Linked DNA regions of Mus musculus: all the other regions are linked to region 2. The links are chromatin loops, found by intact Hi-C in ENCODE. Cell type or tissue: left cerebral cortex. All regions are shown on one strand. Region 1 overlaps Agap1 (ArfGAP with GTPase domain, ankyrin repeat and PH domain 1). Region 2 overlaps Platr5 (pluripotency associated transcript 5). Region 3 has its middle 13 kb from the start of Sh3bp4. Region 4 has its middle 19 kb from the start of Gm34194.

Region 1 (2,500 bases), 880 kb after region 2:
CACCAAGTGTCTGGTTAATTTCGACTTTCAGTGCCCGTTTGGTACTAGCTTGTGACACACAGTTGAGTTTTGCCCTCACCCTTGTTATTTCTCAGGATCTCATGGTCTCTCCTTTTCTACCCAGCAGCCCCTTCACAAAGGCCACAGCCTCCCTGTGACTTCAGTTATTACTGTCTTTCTTATCACTTAAAACATGTCCTCTGAGTAAGGTGATTGTCACACAGAATCGGACAACTCCCTCAGCCCTGGTCACAGACTCGCTCTCAGGAATTGGCCACTGGAGTCCAGCCAAGGTTTTAAGCAAAATTGTGGAGTATTCCTTCCTGACTTTTCTAAAATTTGAGCTGCTTTTGCTATTTCATTTGGAATTAGTAAATCTGGTATTTACCAGCTGACGTGCAGTCAGGGTTTGAGAGCTGTGTAATGAGGCACTGGCTGCCTGCCCTCAGTGTGTCACTTCTAAAATATTAAAATTGTGTTCCCATAGAGACCACCATTTCTTCCTTCCTTTTTCCTTTTCTTTCTTTTTCTTTTCTTTTCTTTTCTTTTCTTTTCTTTTCTTTTCTTCTTTTCTTTCCTTTCCTTTCCTTTTCCCTTTTCCCTTTTTTCCCTTTTCCCTTTTCCCTTTTCCCTTTTCCCTTTTCCCTTTTCCCTTTTCCCTTTTCCCTTTTCCCTTTTCCCTTTTCCCTTTTCCCTTTTCCCTTTTCCCTTTTCCCTTTTCCCTTTTCCCTTTTCCCTTTCCCCTTTCCCCTTTCCCCTTTCCCCCTTTCCCCCTTTCCCCCTTCCCCCTTCCCCCTTCCCCCTTCCCCCCTCCCCCCTCCCCCTTTCCCCTTTCCTCTTTTCTTTTCCTTTCCTTTCCTTTCCTTTCCTTTCCTTTCCTTTCCTTTCCTTTCCTTTCCTTTCCTTTCCTTTCCTTTCCTTTCCTTTCTTTTCTTTTCTTTTCTTTTCTTTTCTTTTCTTTTCTTTTCTTTTCTTTTCTTTTCTTTCTTTTCTTTTCGGATGCATGCAGTGGTCTTTCTTATTTCTGAAGCCTGCAGCACCAAACTCTGCCACCCAATCTTAAACCAAATAGAAGACTTTTTTGTTCCTATAGCTCCCTCTGCTGGTCACCTGGAGACAGTGCTTTGGTTTTTAATGTGCAATTGGCCTTCCTGTCTTCATGTGGTCCAACAACAGGAAAAGTAAAATACAGGTGATACACACCTGTAATCATGGTACTAGGGAGTTGAGAAAGACAGATTGCCACTGAAGGCTAGCCTGGGCTACAAAACTAGACTGTCTCAAAAATACAAAGCAGTGTGGTGGTCCGTGCCTTTACTAGCACTCTGGTGGATCTCTGTAAGTTCAGGGCCAATCTGATCTTTGTACCAAGAAGTTAGCTGTACCAAAGTTGTAAGCTTTGTGCATGGTACACTTGCCATCCAGGTAACCTAAGATGAAGTATGCAAGCAGATGATATAGGTCCTATACAAGTATCACAGCCTGTCATGGAAATGGCTAGAACATCTATGTGTGTGTGTGCATGTGTGGACCCTAGAAGTCCTGAAACCTGCTACCAGAGCATTGACACTGTGCAACATGGTGGCATGGTTAAGGTGTCTGCTCTGGAAAGTCCTCAAGTGGAGTCTTAAAGCCATTGCATCTCCCAGCCAGGTTTCCCCCACAGTTGGAGCAGGGGAAAATTCTGAAGGAATGCTTTGTCTATGACCGACCGGGCAATTCCCAGCAGCAGCCCAGTGTGTAAGAGCCATGTGGGCCTGCTTCTGAGACACAACATTTTCCCATTGTGGACTCTCCGTGGCTCATGCTGGCTGGAAAGAACAGATTGCCTGCTGCATTTCTCATGCCTACAGCGTTTGTTTCTGTTTGCAGTGGGGCGGAGTAAGAGTCCAGGCTTTGGCCCACGCTCCTAGACTAGAGCTAGTGTAGCCCCTCAGTGCTTTGGGAGAGGAAATGTCAGGTCAGGTAGTCATGTGTCAAGAGTCAGTGGACATAGGACTTGACCTTGATCTAGGGTTTTTTGTTTTTTTGTTTTTTTTAATCTCTTTTATCTCAGTATGGGACCAGCTGTTCTGGGGCCCTGCTTGGACCTTGTTACTGGGCTGAGGGACCAAGGGCACCTATGGCAGAAGCTGGACTCTGTGCGGCTTCCCCATGATATTCTGTCAGTACCCATGTGTTCCATGCTCAGTGGGCTCCTGAGGCACCTGTGCCAACACTGGGGATGTCGGCAGCAAGGCCCTCAGGTGATATGAGAAGGTGCCTGAGGGTTCCTTTCTGCTGGCTAGGCTAGGTGGTTTTAGAGGCCAGGGGTTGTTAGGGTGAGAGAGAGAGCTGAGAAACTCTTAGGGATACCCAGCCTGCAGGAGGCCGGGAGGCCAGTGCTGAGAGGTGGTGCTGAGCTCAGTGCATCTTCTAGGGCAGGAATGGCCTATGCTTGCTCATCTGGGGCCACATGGGGGAGTGAAGGACCACTCCGGTGCTCATTAGGCCTGTTCTA
Region 2 (2,500 bases):
CTTTAAAAATTCAGACTCAAGAATTAAAGTTGAACCTTGATCAGAGAACTTGGTCTTGGCTCCTTATTTCTCTTGCTGTCCTTCCCATCCATCGCCAGCTTTCTTTTCAGGAACCCAGTACCCCGTGGCTGCTGTCGGCTACAGTCTCACTCTCTCCATCCTCCTTGGGAGATTCATCTTGTCCCTGTTTCCTAAGCCCCTGTAAGAAGTAGTTGTAAATTTTCTTACAAACCTAATTTTCTGCCCGGAGATCATAGCAACTTATCTGTTTCTCAGTCCTGCCTGTTTTAAAATCAGCTTTCCCCAATACTCCTGTGGTTCCAATCTGTGGGCAGTAATTTGACACTAACCACAAAGAGCCAGTGTCCCTCTCCCCCACCCCCGCCCCCATGATAAACTTATATCTCAGGAAAAAATAAACAAACAAAAGCAAAACAAAACAAAAAAAAAACCCAAACTTTACATGGTCAAAGAGTTACATAACATTTAATTATCAACTTTCTTGAAATTAAGAGAGGAGCTGTTGGAAAGCGAGCTACCGGCCAGCAGGAGTGATGACTATTGGCTCAGGAGGGTTAACTGCTGAGCCAGACACTGCTTTCAATGCCTTTTGGTGGGCAAAATAAAGATAGTTCTCAGTAGCTACCTTCAGTGAGAAATGAAGACAGACCTGTGCTCAAGGCACAGAAAAGGAAGACAGAACTAACTCTCCACAATCTTATCTATCCTCAGGAGAGGGGACATGGCAGAGCTGGGGTGTGGGGATTTCAGGGCCAGGTCCCACTCTAACCATTTGGCCGCATGATATGTTTGCTGTGCAGGATGTGTGAAAGCCAGAGGCAGAGGTACTTGTCACTGTCGTCAGGAAAAAAATCTACCAAAGACAGAAAAATTATCTGGAGGCTCCAGCGCACTTGCCCTGCTTCAGACACAAACATAATCAGTTACTCCCGCTATTGTGTCCAAAATGATACCGGGATGTATATGTCTTAATTCTCAGAAAATTAAGCATTCGACTGTTGAAGCCACATGACTTCTCTCACACAAATTAGATTTCCTCCACCCCAGGGATTCTGACCCATAGCGTTGTCACTTCCGCCAGGGCCACAAGGGGGTGCTGTGGACGACCAGCCCGAGTTGATGGAAGGAGGCCCATTCACTTCCCCTGTAGGAGCCAGAGCCACACTGTGACATTTCAGTCAGTTTAACACCACTCAGCAACATTTCCAACCACTCTGAGGGTGTGAGCCTCCGGGCTCCACTGAGTATAAAAGCTCCCCTCAAAAGGGACATGAGAGCCAAACATGTGTTCCTAATGGGCACACCAGGGGTGACAAGGGCTCTATTCCATTGCTAGGACAACCCTGCTCCCGGGCTGGCGAACCAGGCCCACCCATCAGTCCATCCATCCCATGGTTCACTACAACTCCAGGCGAAGCCTCATCGGGTGCTAGTAAAAAGAAATCTCTATGCTTTCCTTGGAAGAATAAGTCAAGTCCCTCTCCACTGCCGGTTACATTGCTCTTCACTGGATTGTGTGCGGCTAAGGCTAAAAGGAAGACTCCATCCGCCAAGGCCCACAGTGAGAGAGTGCGCTCCACTTCCTGAAGAGTGGGAGGTGTTTGGCTGCAGTCTCCAGCGGGTTTCAGAATCCTGTCTAACCATCCGTTTTCATTACAAACCCCCTCCTTTGAGTCAGAGAAATTACAGCTCACAGACTTGGCTAATTTACATGCTTCCCAATTATATACCTTGATGCAAACAAGAGAATTCAAGCGTTTAGTAGCAACAATGGCTGAAGACTGGAATAAGCCAAGCCCCTTAATCATCATCAGGGGGATTCTGACTTGTAGGCTGACACAAACAAAGGAAGACGTCCAGGCTGGGTGGTTGGAGCTGGAAGTCTTTGGAATCTTTTTTCTTTTCTTTTCCTCTTTTCTTTCTGTTTTTCCCACATTCTTGGAGCTAGCAAGGCATACAAACAAATACAAAATCCAAGCAGCAAAATGTATTTGGTTGCTCACTGGAAATCCTAAATGCTCCACAGAATGGAGGGTTTTTTTGTTTTCTTGGCAGTTTCTCTGTTCCCAGACCTTTAATCCTGAAGATTCTGGGATCTGGAGGCAAAGGGATGTTTTGCTGTTTGGGGCTGACTGAGTTACAGGGGCAGAAGAGAGAGTGTGATTGACACAACAAACACCCACTGTGATCCCTCCCTCCCCAGCCCAGGCCAGCTGTATCCAATCTGGGAAGCTGGGGTGGACTCTTGCCACTTCTCAGGCAGTCAGGCGGACAGCCCTGAGGATCACAGCCCTCTTAAATCTGAACCCACGACTTCACCCTCAGCTCGGGGCTGTCATTTCCTCCCCCTTCTGCCCTATTAGTCTCCCATCCCTAAACATCTGCATTCTGCCTGCTTCTGTCCACCCTGCACCAAGTGACAGGAAATTAGATGTCACCAAGACCAGTCACTCCCACAGAGATGCCATATTTCCTGCCC
Region 3 (2,500 bases), 300 kb after region 2:
GTCTTGGAGGAAACACCTGCACATTTCCCCAGTTTTGGCCCCATTCCAAGAAGGAGCTTTCTGTTGGCATCAAAAAGACCCTCTGACATGTTAGGTTCCCTGCACAATGAGAGTCCAAGTTCTGGAATGCCCATCCCGTTTGCCTAGTGTAAGGCCAAGTATTGGCTCAGGACACTTCAAAGACCAAGTTCTCAGCACCAGGGAGATTTATTTGCCCCAGAAAAACAAAGGGCAGAGAATAAGAGACAAAGGCAGGAGATAGAGGATGAGAGAGAAGAGGAAGGGAACAAGGGAGAGGGAGGAGGAGGATTTGTCCCAGAGGGGAACAGGACAAAGGAATGTGGATAGAGAGGGGACAGACACAACCCATAGACAAATGGCAGTTTATAAAGGTACGAGGGGAAACCCTGTGTTAGGAAGAGTATTTAATTTTAAGTGGACATGTTTATTAGGTGAGACTTTTGACTGCTGGACTTCAATACTTTGATAGTTGGATCTTGGTTGTCAGCCTCAGGAGGAGGAATTGGCCAAATGAAGAGAAAAGACGTCGGTGGCTAGCTTTAGGAATGCAATCCAATGTTTTTTAGCAAGGCAGAGGGAATGGGGAAGAAGGGCAAGGCCCACCAGAGCCATGTTTGCCATGCTCAGGCCGGCTAGAGTTCCTTCACCTAGAGTTGGGTGTTGTCAGTCTCTCAGAAACACAACCATAAGAGTTCTTTCTTAATGGGTAATAGAAGTAATAACATGAAGAAAAGGTTTCTATTGAAGGTGAGACACCCATACCACTAGAGTCTAAGAACACACAACACCATTAGCTCTTTGGGTGTTAAAAACCATGGAAGGAGCCATGTGGTAGCATACATCTATAATACTTACTCTTGGGAAATGGAGGTAGGAGGGTCAAAAATTCATCCTTGGATGCATAGAGCTGGAGGCCAGTCTCAAATACACCAATGTATGCACACACGCACACACACACACACACACACATACACACACACCCCTCCACACCAAACAACCACCACTAAAACCTAGCAAGAAAGGGTCCATTTAATACCAATCTCAAATCTATTCCCCATGATGAGGACTCCAGCCAGAATGGGCAATGCAAAAAAATAAATGTGATTGATGTGGCTGAAAGGTAAAGAAAGAGCTCCTATCATACAAGAGAGGCAGGAAAGAGGACAGTGGGAAGGAGGGAGGCAGCAAGGGATTGTGAGCGTGCCCTTTACAGCATCTTAAACAGCACACATGGAAAGAAGAGCTCTGCCCACCAGTAGGTGGAACAGCAAAACAGAAGAAAAACCTACAGATGGTGTTGTGCAGCTATTTCCTCGGAGTTGAAACATTCTCTCCTGGTGGAGGAGGGAGGCTCTTAACACTGGGAAAGTAAAGAAAAATGTGCTTGGCTCCAGAAGCCTGCAGAGTCGAGAGGCTCCCAGGCTCCTCTGAGAAGGTGAGCTGCAAACAGTGGCTGCAGGGAGAAGTCTTCAGTGGAGCTGTCTGCAGGCCCAGCAGGGAGCTCCAGGGATGCAGCTTTTGGGTGTGGCCGTCCATGCTGGGAGGGCTTTTCAGTGCTGAGCAGCCTTTGAGTCACCCATGCCCCTGGATGCAATTCCAGGAAATCCCTTGGTTCCACAAGTTCGACTTCGTTGAGCCATTTCTTTGGCCGGTTCATTGGTGCTCTCTCTGGGTGTACACTCTTTAGTTCTCTCCTGGAGATGTAACTCAATGAGTGGGAGCTGGAGAGATGGCTTAGCAGTTATAAGCATTCAGGATGTTTGCAGAAGACCCAAGTACAGTTCCTAGCACCTTACATTGGAAAGTTCACAACCACATGTAATCCCAGCTCTAAGGAGTTTGATGCCCTCTTCTGGTCTCTGAAGGCACTGCATCCACCTGCACATAGCCACACACAAACACACACATACACATAGTTTCTTTTAATCTGCAGGGGCAAACAAGCAAGGTACTAAGCAAGCTTTCTAAAGAAATTACATCCATACCAGTCGGTGGTATTTAAAAACACAAACTGAGTGTCTTCCAGCTGCAGATAAATTACCATTTTTATATACATTGACAAATTACAATTACACATATTTCTGAATTATATGTATTTATATGTACATACAGACAGATTGCTGAAGGGACATATGAATACATATGCAATTAAATCAAGCTAGCTATCATGTCCATCCCAAATGCTCCTCCTCTTCTTCCTCCTTCTCCTTTCCTCTTCTGTCTCTTCTACTTCTTTTTCTTTCGTGAAAATATCTGAAGTTAGTGTTGGTCTACAGACAATTCCACCAGGCTACACTCTACATCTACCTAGCAACAGCTTGTATCACTTCCAGGTATATGAAGAGGGAGTGCTCGCTACCCGAGCTCTCTCTCACCATCTTTCTCTCTCTGTTCCCACATGTTCCTAGCCAGCTGGCCTCTCTTCCTCTCTTTCTCTTTCTTTCCTTCTCCCTGCTTTCTCTGCCTCTACCCCTCTCCA
Region 4 (2,500 bases), 280 kb after region 2:
CTGTGTTTGGACTAGGGCACTGGTTAAGTCCAAGGACAGCTCCTCTGTGCATAAGTCTCTAAAAGTCACAAATAAAGGTAAAGGATTGTTAAGCTAAATGTCTCACCTTTCTATGTGCTGTTACAAAGACAGAAACATGTAAAGCTACCAGTAGAAAATTATTAGTGAACCTTAGTGAAATATCAGCTGAGAGTCACGGGACCGTGTCCCTGTGGAACTGCTGAGTCATCGGTATTTGGGAAGGTGGTAAATGAATATATGCATGAGAAATAAAACGTGCTTCACCTGTGTTTGCTTGCCTTCCCTTCAGCACAAAATCATATTACCTTAAATTTTTTTGCATGTAAGTTTATTTCACTGACACATTGGCTTTTTTTTTAACATTTATTTATTTATTTATTTATTTATTCATTCATTTGCTTGTTTTTGAGAAAGAGAGAGAGAGCATCAGATGACGACTCGTAAGAGTTATTTTTTTTCTCCTGCTGTGTGGAACTCTGAGTGTACAAATTTCAGATTTTTTTTTCAAAAATAAAAAAGAATAAAGCTAGAAAACATAAAGTCAGTCGTTCATGTATTTTTCCAAAAAAATTTTTTTCTTCTAAAATATCCAAGATGGTCCATCAAAAATAAAACACATGATTTTAATAAATGACTTTAAAGATCTTGGCACCCAGGAAGCTGAGGCAGGAGAATGGCAAGGCTTACTGCAGAGCGAGATGCTGTCTCAGAAAATAAGAGAGGGAGGGGAGGGAAGAAGGACAGTAAAAGAATTTAAAATATAAAGTTACATATACACAGTGAAATTTTACAGCTGTGTTCATTAATCAAACCATATTAAGTATTTTTAATAATAATAATATTTTCAAACCTAGCATCCATTGTCCCTGTTGCAGACAGAGGCAATGGAATGGCACTTCATACCCTCGAACCTTAGGAGTGTGTGTGTAAGTGTGTGTGTACATATATAAAATGCTGCATACAATATATTAAAATGATAGCATTCCTATAGAGTAATGTGCATATGTGTGTATACAATTCTATACATGTTCAGAAGTCATTTTAATCTTACAAAGAGAAATAGCATCTACACATAGAACATGATATATACAGAAGTTATTCTAATCTTTCTAGAGAGGGAGGCACACACCTACATATGGAAAGGGGAAAGCATGCATTATTCATAGTGCAACATGTTCCTCGGCTGCCATGTGCAATCACGAATGTTACTAATCTGGAAAACTCTCCAAAGTCAAGAATTCGAACACTAAAAGAAGCCAAAAAAGTGGGGGAGGCACTCCACTCAACCAAGAAATCACACTTCTCATGCCAAAACATATTGAATTCTTACTCCTAAGGGTGGGGCTTCCCATCACAGCTCTTCCACTCACAGAGCTCCTCAGTCAGCAGACAGGTCCTCCTCAGCCTCGGCAGCACGAAAGACACCATCCTGGGGTTGGGACAAGCTCAACTTTGGTTTCAAGGACAGGAACTGAGAGGGGAGAGCTGATCTCCAGGAACGAAAGTGGTATCATTCAGGGTGTGTATCCAATATACTCATACAGGGTCAGTTTTGAACAAGGCATGAACTTCCACAGCATTTAAAGTCTAGTTATTTTTCCTTTTCTTTTTTTCTTTAGACAAGGTCTCACTCTGTAGCCCAGGCCATCATAGAACATACTACATAGCCAGAGGGGCCTGCCTCAGTCATCCAACTGCTACCTGGTATTACAGGTGTGTCACTAGGCCCAGCTCAAAAGCCACTGCATAATAAAAACAAGTAGCAAACAAAAAATTCAAAAAGGGAATAAGAGTGTGCTAGACAATATATCTGTAACATCTATGATAAAAGGAGATACAAACCACAAGACCATTGTCGTGTCTGTCTGGTGTTTTTGTTTGTTCATTTGTTTTTAAGACTTCAAAAAGTGTCCCCAAGAGCTTCTTGGGGTTTTAGCTAAAATCTATTGTAAAAGTGTTCCCAGAGAAAGATGTAAAATGATCACACCAAACAGTAAAAAACCACCTCTCTCTCTCTCCCTGCTTCCCCTCCCCCCTCTCTCACACACACACACACACACATTTTACACACACATCAAACACCACCCCACCCCACCCACCCACACGCCACATCACACTATTCAAACATATGCACAGCCCCAGTTTTCCAGATAAAAGGGCTCATGGTGAACACCCTGGGTGCACTAAGGACCCAGTGATATCCAGTGCAGGACACCTGGTTTATGAAAGACAGGAAGGAAGGCCACAGGGCAAGTGCTTATAGAGAGCTGAGAGCACCAGGGACCTCCAGTCTGAGGGTGCAGGGTTGGGGGAGTCACCATCTCTGTCTCTCCACTAAGGGAGGAAACATTCGCATCCACCCTTGTTGTGTGAACAGCAACAACACAGGATGAGCAGTGACCATCACGGTTGCTCTGAGGAAGCACGCAGGGCATGCTGGCTCCTGCGTCAGGTGCCTAGCAGGTTTCTACACATCCCC

The links. Peaks named below come from ENCODE experiments on the same cell type or tissue, not always from the same donor. Only the 100,000 strongest peaks of a DNase experiment are listed, where the experiment ranks them.
Region 1: it touches region 2 in a loop (4-fold over the local background); 8 of 42 quality-filtered maps call a loop at or near these places.
Region 3: a loop joins it to region 2, with 5 times the contacts of the local background. A loop is called at or near these places in 6 of 42 quality-filtered maps.
Region 4: it touches region 2 in a loop (6-fold over the local background); 3 of 42 quality-filtered maps call a loop at or near these places.

Annotation. Positions count from the first base shown.
Region 1 is chr1:89,630,849-89,633,348 of GRCm38, forward strand. All of the region lies in intron 5 of Agap1 (ArfGAP with GTPase domain, ankyrin repeat and PH domain 1), which reads left to right. Among named protein-coding and RNA genes, the nearest start is that of Gm41914, 51 kb to the left of the region's middle. In left cerebral cortex, a CTCF peak has its summit at 1,121 (motif pointing left); a DNase peak (open chromatin) is centred at 1,100.
Region 2 is chr1:88,755,692-88,758,191 of GRCm38, forward strand. It overlaps Platr5 (pluripotency associated transcript 5), which reads left to right. Exons shown (of 3, transcript NR_040493.1): 3 at 1-42. Among named protein-coding and RNA genes, the nearest start is that of Platr5, 2.1 kb to the left of the region's middle. In left cerebral cortex, a CTCF peak has its summit at 1,106 (motif pointing right); DNase peaks (open chromatin) are centred at 1,133 and 1,622; H3K27ac peaks cover 349 bases.
Region 3 is chr1:89,056,330-89,058,829 of GRCm38, forward strand. No RefSeq gene overlaps it. Among named protein-coding and RNA genes, the nearest start is that of Sh3bp4, 13 kb to the right of the region's middle. In left cerebral cortex, CTCF peaks have their summits at 1,292 (motif pointing right) and 1,873 (motif pointing left); a DNase peak (open chromatin) is centred at 1,324.
Region 4 is chr1:89,034,038-89,036,537 of GRCm38, forward strand. No RefSeq gene overlaps it. Among named protein-coding and RNA genes, the nearest start is that of Gm34194, 19 kb to the left of the region's middle. In left cerebral cortex, no CTCF peak of the experiment used is centred here; a DNase peak (open chromatin) is centred at 1,258.